Linked DNA regions of Mus musculus: region 1 is linked to region 2. The links are chromatin loops, found by intact Hi-C in ENCODE. Cell type or tissue: gastrocnemius. All regions are shown on one strand. Links, peaks and the distances in the headings refer to the core of each region. The heading gives the core; the rest is flanking DNA.

The links. A loop is a pair of places that touch in the nucleus more often than their neighbours do. Peaks named below come from ENCODE experiments on the same cell type or tissue, not always from the same donor. Only the 100,000 strongest peaks of a DNase experiment are listed, where the experiment ranks them.
Region 1: a loop joins it to region 2, with 2.6 times the contacts of the local background. A loop is called at or near these places in 14 of 42 quality-filtered maps.

Annotation. Positions count from the first base shown.
Region 1 is chr1:185,435,765-185,441,147 of GRCm38, forward strand. All of the region lies in intron 1 of 9630028B13Rik (RIKEN cDNA 9630028B13 gene), which reads right to left. Among named protein-coding and RNA genes, the nearest start is that of 9630028B13Rik, 3.4 kb to the right of the region's middle. In gastrocnemius, for the core only: no CTCF peak of the experiment used is centred there; DNase peaks (open chromatin) are centred at 2,535, 3,265 and 3,661.
Region 2 is chr1:185,499,019-185,504,401 of GRCm38, forward strand. It overlaps Gm34969 (a long non-coding RNA gene), which reads left to right. Exons shown (of 4, transcript XR_001779597.1): 2 at 1,205-1,388; 3 at 2,609-2,705; 4 at 3,003-3,886. Among named protein-coding and RNA genes, the nearest start is that of Gm34969, 14 kb to the left of the region's middle. In gastrocnemius, for the core only: a CTCF peak has its summit at 3,085 (motif pointing left); DNase peaks (open chromatin) are centred at 1,785 and 3,084.

The sequences.
Region 1 (5,383 bases), core at 308-5,307, 63 kb before region 2:
CCACTCTGCCTTTCATTTTAGCTAGAAATACTTGCTCTATCCACCCCTAAACGTGCTGTTTTATGTCAGTGCTGGCCCCAAGTCATGCCTTCTTGGTCCAAGGCTTCACCTGCCTCCATCTCCTTTCTTCTCCCTCTCCCCCTCCCTTCACCTCTTCCTTTCCTGTTTAAGGGATCTTGCTCTGCAGTTCCAGCTGGCCGGTACCTCTCGGCCGTTCTGCTTCCATCTACCACAGAGGCTGGGATACAGGTGTACACCTCACACTGTAAGTTACTTATGCATAGAATAACTTATGTGTAAGTTATATATAACATGCGGTGTAGTTACATTATAGGTGGCCTTGGCTGGAGGTTTGAACGCTGTTCTGTACAATCTGTAGATGAACCCCATGACTTTCTCATGGGCAGTGCTGTGCAGAGTGGAAGCAAACAGGATTCCTTTCTTGAGAGGGGGGTCAGGCTCGCTCTGGGTTGAGGGGAGGCAAGGGAGAACTTGCTCCTTTCCCCTTGGTGGTGAGTACTATGGAGTAAGTTACAGGTAAGAACTTTCACAAGCTACATGTGGTGGCTCACCCTGTATCTCAGCACTTGGAAAGCTGAGGCAGAAGGATCATGGTTTCAAGGCCACCCTGAGCTATGTTGTAAATATAAAAACTGAAACAAAAAATGAAAGGGAATAGAAAAAAGTGCATGCTAGTAGAACCTGGTACTTCAAACTGGAAACGAGCGGACTTGTGGGCAGCTATGCTGGGTGTTCACAGCCATTTTAGGGGACATGAGGTGTAAGGTCCCAGAGGCAGCCACTCTTGCTCGCCTACAAATTTGGAGAAGCAGCAGGCGTGAGCACATGTCATAGCTCCCTCCTTCTCTCACACAAGATGCTGGTGAATTTCCCAGCATCCCTTTCTCTGTTTGCGACGATTGGCTCACTTCTCATCTCTTCTGCCCATTAAAAGGTTCCAAGAGTGACTAGGAAAGACTTAGGAAAGATTGGGAAATTGGTGCCTTTTCAAATTTGAATCAGTTTCAACAGGAGGCAAGAGCTAGGCTCCACATTATCAGACATTTTATCCTAGTGTGTGGGGTATTCCTCAACTGTTACCTGAGTTAAATGTTAATGAAGAATAAGTATTGACAGCGTGAGAGTGTACTGACAGCTCAGATACGCACAGCTGGAGAAATCTGTGTTGCGCAAAATAATTAGCTAGAGAGGACAGTTCCTATTCTCATTTTTCATGCAGGGTCCAAAGGAAAAGCCGAAACGAAGGAAAATAACTGTGACACGCAAAGCTATTATGTGTGAGTGTCACAGATGAACACTGGGAAATGCAGATGAGTAGATGGTGAATCTTCTCTTAGTCCAAGCTGAGTGTCTGCCTGAGAGCTTCTTAGATCTCAATTCTTTCCTGCATACAGTGGGAAATCCCCACCTTGTGGATGCTGTGAAGACAAAACTGTATTACTGAGGCAAAGTGCTCAGCAAAACATTTATAGAGTGTTCTCAAGGGGGCTGCAAAGGAAACTCAGATAGACTGGCTTGGCAGAAAATGCCTTACTCACCAAACCATCCTAGTGTGTGTGTGTGTGAGTGTGCATGAGTGTGTATTTGTGTATATATGAGAGAAACAGAGAGAGTGTGCGTATATATGTGTGTTTATGAGAAAGAGAGTGTATGTGTATGAGAGAGACAGAGAAACAGACAGAGATCTTTAACAGCTTAAACTACAAATAATTCCCTTTTGCAAAATGCGTTTGTGAGCCCAGCATGGGAGCACACATGTCTGTCGCAGAAGCAGTAGGAGTACCATTTCAGCCTGAAGTTTGAGAATAGCCTAGACAGCAGCACAGTGTGTCTTCTAAAAGCAGTGACCCAGATATGTCCCCTTAATAGGTCTTCACATTTCTCTCTCTCTCTCTCTCTCTCTCTCTCTCTCTCTCTCTCTCTCTTGTGTGTGTCAGTCTCTCTCTCTCTCTCTGGAACTTATTATCTTGCCCATTAGCTTTAGATCAAAAGGACTTCAGAGTCAGAGTTCCATGTTTCGTGTATGAGCAGCATGAGGTTGGACTCAGTAGATTTTTAAAAGTGAGGACATGAAATTGGGAAAAAAAACATGGGGAGAGTTGGGAGCAAATATGATCATTATGTATGGAAATCTCAAAGAATCAACAAAAACTACTATCTTTTAAAGATTAAAAAAATTGCAAATACGATACCGAGAGTCTTCACAGACATGTTGTCTAGTCTGTACCAGTAAAACCACAACACAAAATCAAAACAAAGAAACCGACATTTGTACACTTCGTGAACATATCACATGTAGACCTGTAACCCAACTCCTACCTTTGTGCCACGGACAGCATGGATCTGCACACACACACACACACACACACACACACACACACACACACACGCACACCCCATCTTGGTAGGATGCTCTATCAATCTTCTGGGTAGTCCTCAGAATTTTCGAAAGTGGCTTTCCTCTTTCAGGACAACGCTCTTAGGATGCATTGAACTTGTCCAGACGTCAGTGGCCGCTGTCCTCTGCATAAGCCCCAGCTGAGCACTCTTCATGGTGTATTAAACCACTGATATTTCACGAAGTTGTTGGAGGCGAGGGCTCACATCTGCTGTTCTCCATTTCCTGTCTGGTCTTTTAAGTTGTTTTCTCTGTTTTCCTTTTTTCTTTCCTGGAATGCTTTCAGAGTTTTGTTGTTGAGTTTTCTGCTGTATTTTTGTGGACACCTTGGTATGTGGTCCTGTCAGCAGACACTGTAGGTGTCTCCATGCACCTGTCTAAATTACTGCGAGCTTCCCGCATACGTGAAGCTCGAAGCATCGTTAGTTTATCTTTTCCCTCCCCAGGCTCTACATTTTTGCCTCCCTTCTTCCTCCCTCCCAACCTCTACTTCTATTTTCCATTGCTCGGATATTTTATCTTCAAATTCAGTGGTTCCTCACTCTAAATTCTTTTCTTCTGTTGAGCCCATCCATTGAGCTGTTATTTGGTCTTTGTTGTTGGTTTGGTTTGGTTTCTGTGCTGAGGCTGCTGTTTTGTTTTGTAAGTTGTGTTTGTGTTGTGTGTGTTCACACATGTTTGTGTGTGCTGGCCAGTGGTCGACCTCCAGTGTTGTTCCCCGGCTCTCTCCACCTTGTGTGTTTGAAACAGGGTCTCTCACTGGCCTGGAGTTCACCAAGTAGTCTAGCCCGCCCAGAGAGCCCAAGGCTCCTCCGGTCCCTGCCTCACCAGCTTGGGGATTCCAAGTGTTCCAGAGCATCTGGCTGTTTACATGAGATCTGCAGGTGAACCCCCAGTCTTCATGCTTGTTAGGAAAGCCTGTCTCCTCAGCCCTCTGCTTCTTTTTACACCTTCTATTTTTTGCTGAGGATTTTTTCCCATTTATTTCAAGCATGTCCATAATTACCTGCCAACACATTGCTATGATTGACAACTTTAATCATCCATCCTTACCAGATAATTTTAACACGTCTACCGCCTCAGATTGAGTGTCTTTTATATTCGAGTTGCAATTTTCCCAGTGTTTAGTGGGAAGAAAGATGTTCGGGTGGATCCTGGACGTTGAGAACAGTGAGATTCTGGCTGTCTTCCCTAACAGGCTGGTGACTGAAATGCTTGCTGCTTGCTGCCAGTTGGTGGCAGGAGTCCAAGCTTGTCTCTGGGCTTCTGTGAGTTGGCAGGGGCAGTTCCAGCCCCTCATTAGGACCTCAGCACTGACACCTGGCTGGGAGTAGCTTCAATCTTTTTTTTAATTAATTGATTTTTTTTATTTACTTTACATCCCAATTGCTACCCCTCCCCCAGTCTTAACCATTTAATTTTAATCTTTTCTTCTTTCTTTCTTTTTTTATATTGGGATCAAATCTAAGGTTTTACATATGCAAGATTTTTTTCTTTCTAATAAACACATAATTTATACCTGGCTCCTGGAAGGCTCAGCACCTATGGTTTTTGAACATCTGATGTGCTGTTCACTGACTTTGCTGTTTCTCTCTAAGTGTCTTGCTTTCTGACTTTCTGTTTTTGAGGCAGTGTTTGCCTATGTAACCCAGGCTGGCCTTGAACTTGTGGCCTTCCTTTCTGTGCTTCCTGAAAGAACTATAGGTGTGTGCCAGCATAGACAGTTTGTGTGCTTTGTAGTTTTCTGTTTTGTTTTGGTTTGTTTTACTGTGAATTAATAGTCAATGAAATTCTTCCTTGAGACTTTGTTTTTTGTTGAAGTGTAGAATATGAACATAGTTTTAAACAATTTTTTAAAAAGATTTTGCATATTTTTATTTGCTTTTTAAACATTACACATAAGGGTTTGCCTGTGTGTATATCTGTATCACCTACATGTCTAGTATCCACAGAGGCTAGCAGAGAGCATTGGATTGGCTGGGACTGAAAATGCAGACAGTTGTGTGTAGCTATGTTGTGATGGGAATTGAATTGGGGTCCTGTGGAAGAGCAGCCTGCCCCCTTTAACTGCTGAGCCATCTCTCCAGCTCTATGTTGGTACGTTTCCAAACACACATTTAGTCCCAGCACTTGGGAGGCAGAGGCAGAGACAGAGACAGCCTGGTCTACATAACAAGTTCCAGGCTATGTAGGGAGATCCTGCCTCAAAAAACCTAGACCAAAAATCCACAGGCTCTTTGGCGCAAAACTAACTTGCCTACACTTGAAGACCATTTGCCCAGTATTGCATCTTATGGTCATTTTGTGGGCAGTAGAGATTTTGTCCATGATCTTATAGCATCTTCAGCTCCTGTGCAGATAGTTTTCTCTCTGTCAGCAGCCAAGGCTAATAATATTTACAAATCTCCTTGTGCCCATCGGAAAAGTGGGATTCTCAGTATTTAATTGTTGTGTTTGAGTTTGAATTTTCCACTGAGGATCTAGCAACTCTCCCCTTTGTCCCCAGCAATATTCAATCTTTTAAGCTGCGCACAATCACGTAGCTGTCAAAACTAAGAGGTGAGGTGGTTTTCTTTATTGGACTGATATATACAGGTATCTTGACATCAGACTCCAGTCTCAGCTTACTAGTCTAGATTTCTGATTTTGGCTTTAAATTTTTATTATGTGTATGGGTATTTTGCACGTATGTCTTCATTATATGCTTGCCTGGTGCCCTCGGGGGCTAGAAGAGGGCATTGAATCCCATTGAACTGGGGTTACAGATGCTTGCGAGTCACCCAGATGCAGAGAATTAAACTTGGGTTCTCTGCAAGAGCAGCAAGTGCTCTTAACCATGGAAGCATCTCACCAGCTCCTGGCTTCAGAAGGGTTTTGTTGTTGTTGTATTTTGTTTGTTTGTTTGTTTGATAGATTGATTTCCCACCACATTTTTTTTTTTAGTGAGGTCAAAGATTTGACAAA
Region 2 (5,383 bases), core at 327-5,326:
GGCGACCATAGTGCTACTTAGATATCTAGTTTTTATTTGAATGAGAACTGAGAACTCTATAAACATTTTGATCTCGTGGCTAAAGAAAAATCAAATATTGGTCACGGTAATGTCTTGTAAGAGTATTAGATGAATGGATTTTTTTATTTCCAAATTTCCTGGCAACACGTAATCTCATTACATCTCTTAGATGTTTGGCTTAGCCAGGGATGCATGGAAGCTAAGTACTTAAAGGATGCAGCTCTCAGTGTATAGCTAATAAATACAGTCATCAGCGTCACAGCCTTTTGCTTGCCAACCCACCCATAAACTTAAATGAGTTAGCTTTCTCTTTTAGAGTAAAGAACATTTTTTGTTTGTAATACGAAGACAGACTGAATATCTTTTAACGCATGCACATTCATTTTCCCGGTTGAGAAGGCATGGTCCTAGTCTCTCTCATTCAGGATCTCCGACTGCCAGGTGCGTTTGACAGCACAATACCTCAGCTCCCTCAGGATGACTCTCTGTGTATTTTAGGCATGCTCGAAGTAGTGGGATTGTACATCTTACACAATTGGATACAGCCTTTGAAAAATACCTTGGGGGCTTATACGATTTTATCATCTAATGTTTTCAAGTTGGAACATTGGGGCATGCTCAGTTTTATTTGAAAGTTGATGGCAATGGTTGGCTCTGCAATAAGGACAAGTGAGCAGCTTTTTGAACTGTAAACATTTTGATTGCACTGTAAAGTTTCTATTTCCTAGGTATTTCCTGCCTCCGTTGCTTTTTCTCCAAACACAGTCCGAATAGTTATTTGATAATTCTGTAAGTCTATAAGGTCATCCTTCTGTCAGGTTTCTAACCTTCGTTGTAACAGTGATAAAAACATTAAACTGAAAAACCTGAAGATTCCGACTTTCATTTACAAGGATTTGGCACTGTTCAGACCACAGGGAAATAAACCTCAAAGATTTCTTAAGATTAAACAATCGTTTTTCAACCCCTTAACGTAACTGAAAGTAGTTAGAACTTGTGTTTACATGTGGCCATATACACTCTTAAGATGTAGAGAAAAGAGATCCGGAAAAGAATGATTTAAGAGACTTGAGAAGAAGCCAGTCCTTGGTGAAGTTGCCACGCAGGTTACCGCGGGGCTCCAAGGACTGGCGTGGAGCTGAGTCAAAGTGTGTGAGTTAAGGTCCTGTGTTCTTCTTTATAGGTTTGTCAAAGGATTAATCTAAGCAGAGCCAGGCTTTGAAGGCTGGCTCTCCGAGAAGCAGATATCTAAATAAGGCTCAAACTCGTACTGATCTTCACTCGTGTTCATCAATGCCCGGCACAAGGATAAAGACAGACAGTATCTGGATAAATAATTAACATAGAGCTTAGAGCTTTTTGCTATGGTAAGGTTAATATGCAGCAATAAACAAACAGAATCAAGAAAGATTGAGAAGTCTTAAAATCGGCTCAAAAATTTGCCCAAATTCACAAAACTCTTTCCAACTTTTAAATATAATACTCTCCCCACTAAGAAATTTCTAATCATTTTTCCCTAAGTTTCGGCAACATATAATTTTTAAGGAGTTTAATTTATGGGGGGGGGGGCGGGGGCTATTCCACCTGCTGATAGTTTATAAAAATAATGTGTCTTTTTCAGCTAGACATATCCTCTATATTTCAGAACTTTCTCCTGTAAGCATAGCATGGGGTATGCACACACTTCTATTTCCTTATGACGACCAAAGAGAAAGCTGGGCGCGCCAGTCAGCTTTTCCTAACACAGATGGAGATGCTGGCGTCCCTTCTAACACAGATGGAGATGCTGGCGTCCCTGCCCTTCAAGCTTCAGCCTCTGGAATTTGATCCTCACTTTGTCCTGTGCCAGCAGTTCCTAAGCTGTGGGTCACAGCCCCATTGGGGGTCATATATCAGATATCCTGCATATCGGATATTTATATTACAATTCATAACAGTAGCAAAATTACAGTTATTGAGTAGGGAAATAATTTTATGCTCGGGGGGGGGGTCTCTACAATATGAGGAACTATATTTAAGGGCCGAGCATTAGGGAGGTTGAGAACCACTGTACTATTTTCAAATTCTTGTGCCATCTCCAAATCCCATCAGGTCTAAAAGGTCAGATTTACAGGATTGCAATGGGTCAGATCTGTCCCCTTCCCACCCCTCCGGTTTACTGCCTGGGATTGCATTCCTAATGCCTTGACCTGACCTCAGCTTTGCCTACTTCATCTCAGTTTTCCAGGTTTAATTATTTGTCTCTTTCCCAAGAAGTCAGTATTTTTCCCACTGAATCATCAAAGCTCAAAACCACCCTTCAGTTTCAGAGGTATCTTTATATGACCTTTGTTCATTGCATACTTTTTGGTAAGGCCAGGAGAAATAAAAATGACATAAGTTAAATGAACAATTCTCCTTGGGAGGGGAAAAGCCCCCTACAAATACAGTCAAATGATTACTTGAATTCTATCATATAACCAAGCCCCGAATGTAGCTGCAGATAAACAACTGCCTTATCGGGCAAAAATGGCAAAAAAGGGGAGATGTGATAGAAGCCGCAAGGATGCATAGAGCAAATGCTTTTTGTCTTTTCTTCCTCTCTTAGATGACCAGAGACTCTGCTCCCATCGCTGATGTCACCGGCAAGATGCTGCCTCACAAAACAAAACAAAATCGTGCTAACTCTTTTATGTTAACTAAAAGTAAGCATCTTTAACGATGTAAGAGAATTCGGACTCAGATAAAACCCTGTAACTTGTAAATTATGGGGATGTAGCTTGCTAGCAGAGCAGAGCGCATGCCGGTGGAAGGCCCTAGCTCCAGTCTCAGCACCAGAGGCAAACATCCTTGTGGCTGCATCCATTTATATTATGGTCGTGCGTTACTCAATGCGTGCCCTATTCAAAGACCCTATAAAGTTTTCTTGAATTTTTCACACAATTTAAGACGCTAATGCCAAAACCTAAACAAGCTGATGATATTTGCATCTTTTGCTTTAGGGATGTAGCAAAAACTAACTCAGCTTTGGAAGTTAAAGCGGAATTGAATTCAAAGTCATGCAATGTGTCCCAGCAGCGCCTCCTTCTGTTCTGGATCTAGAATGCACCGGAATGAAACATCTTTAATTATCATTTAGGATTTACTGTTCCTAAAGACCAGTGCACCAGGAACCTCTTGTTATTTCTCCTGCCCTTTAAAAAATTTTCTTACTAGGGGCATTTGGTAGACAACTTAACGTAATCTACTAATTGCTGAGGTTGGAGAGATTTTTTTTTTTTGTTTTTGCTTCCACTGAAGACAATTCTGTGGATCATAGGCTCTGAGAACTTCCAGTACCACTGAGCCACCCAGAAAGGGCAAGGTAACAAATGAGACATGCTGAATCATCAAAGTGCAAGGTCGAATTATTTTAATATTTACACTATATTATTAAATTGTCCTTTATCATGGATTTTTGCATTGATTTTAGTTTAAAAAGATTTCTTCAAAGTAGTATCTATCTTGATGATTAATTTCTGAGACACCAACCCACCTTTAAGCTCAACCCTAGTGCCCTATTCGCCTCACCCTAGTCCTGGGTCCACTCATTCAGGCCCTGCCATTCCTAGAGGTCTAGATATGAAACTTTGAAGTCACCATCCAGGCCGCCTCCCCAACTGAACTCAATGACCAGCCATAAATGAGCAGTCATGTCGTCTTTGCAAGTACAGGGTGCAAAGAAGCCAAAGTGAGCGCCCTAATTGTTCTAGCGACATGGAATGGGGTTAATGGGTTCCTGTGACGTAGGGAGGAGGTCCTTGGGTTCAGAGAATCATAAAACAATAAACATATAACATTTGGTTTGCCATAATAAAAGAATAAAAGCTGTTGTATTGGGCTGTTATCTATGGTCTTGGAATGGTCTTTTACCTAGAGTTGTCTGAATTCTTAGCGATCATCATTCTTTCTTTTTTTGTTTTTTTTTTTGTTTGTTTTTTTTTTTTTTTTTTTTTGTTTTTTGTTTTTTGTTTTTTCGAGACAGGGGTTTCTCTGTGTAGCCCTGGCTGTCCTGGAACTCACTTTGTAGACCAGGCTGACCTCAAACTCAGAAATCTGCCTGTCTCTGCCTCCCAAGTGCTGGGATTAAAGGTGTGTGCCACCACCGCCCAGCTCTTCTTCTTCTTTTTCTTCTTCTTCTTCTTCTTCTCCTTCTTCTTCTTCTTCTTCTTCTTCTTCTTCTTCTTCTTCTTCTTCTTCTTCTTCTTCTTCTTCTTCTTCTTCTTCTTCTTCTTCTTCTTTTTTAACCCCGTGAAGTTATAGATTCACTTGGGTTGACAAGCATTATCTTTAATATTTAATTTTTTCACGACCCGCCTTCTTCCCATTCTCCTCTCTTCTCCCCTCGACTGAACCTTGTCTCCCAGCCATTTCCACGTCTTTCCTTTTTGTGCCCCTCTGCATGAGCCTGAGTGAGCTTGAACAGGGTGGGTACTCTCCTGAGCAAGGACAACTTAGCAGTGCCTACACCACTGAGGAATGTGATCTCCCCACAACCATGAATGTTTGTACCCCCCTGCAACCATTAACTGCCTGTGTCCCCTCCTCATCCCAGCAACCATTAAACATGGTAGGAAGTCGGGGGCCCAGCCCTTGCAGGGCACCACCATTGCTCTGGGATCCTGTGTGGGACTTTGTGTGCAGCAACTGTATCTCTCCCAGAAGACAGCATTCATCAGCTCTCCTCCCCACCCTCTGCCTTTTACCTTCCTTCTGTCCCCTCTTCCACATGGTCCCCTGAGCTTTGGAAAGAGTGCTGAATAGATGTCCTGTTTAGGGCTAAACTCTCAGAGTGGGCGTCAGTCTTAACATTTCAGATGACTTTCTCCCCGGGGAAGATGGGATGGATATAAAGAGACTGCAGACACTAACTCGGTGAGTACAGGGTTCTGGTTAACTCCTGACAGCAGTGTGGAGGGCTTCCCAATAGAGTTTGGAGACCCAAAGGAGAGAGAAAGGCTAAAGGTTTCTTCCTTTGCCTGGAATGTGAAGACCAGCACAGGGGACTCTTGACTGAAGCACATAGAATTGAGACTACTTTGGACAAAGAAGAATAGTGTCATAGTACACAGTAGCCCTTAACACTCATGGGCAGCATTTTTTGAATTGAAATGGTATGATGGTATGCATTTTGGTGGAGGCAGAACTCTTACCATAGATCAGTTTCCTGGCTTTAACAAAACATGGAATCTAAAAGTTTATTTTTCCAAAATATTTAAAAATATGTGTATGGATGTTTATATTGGGGGTATGTGCATGTGAGCACAGTGCCTGTGGAAGCCAGAAGAGAGCATCAGTTCCCCAGGAGCTGAAGTTACATGGGCCGTGAGTCACCGTACAGGTG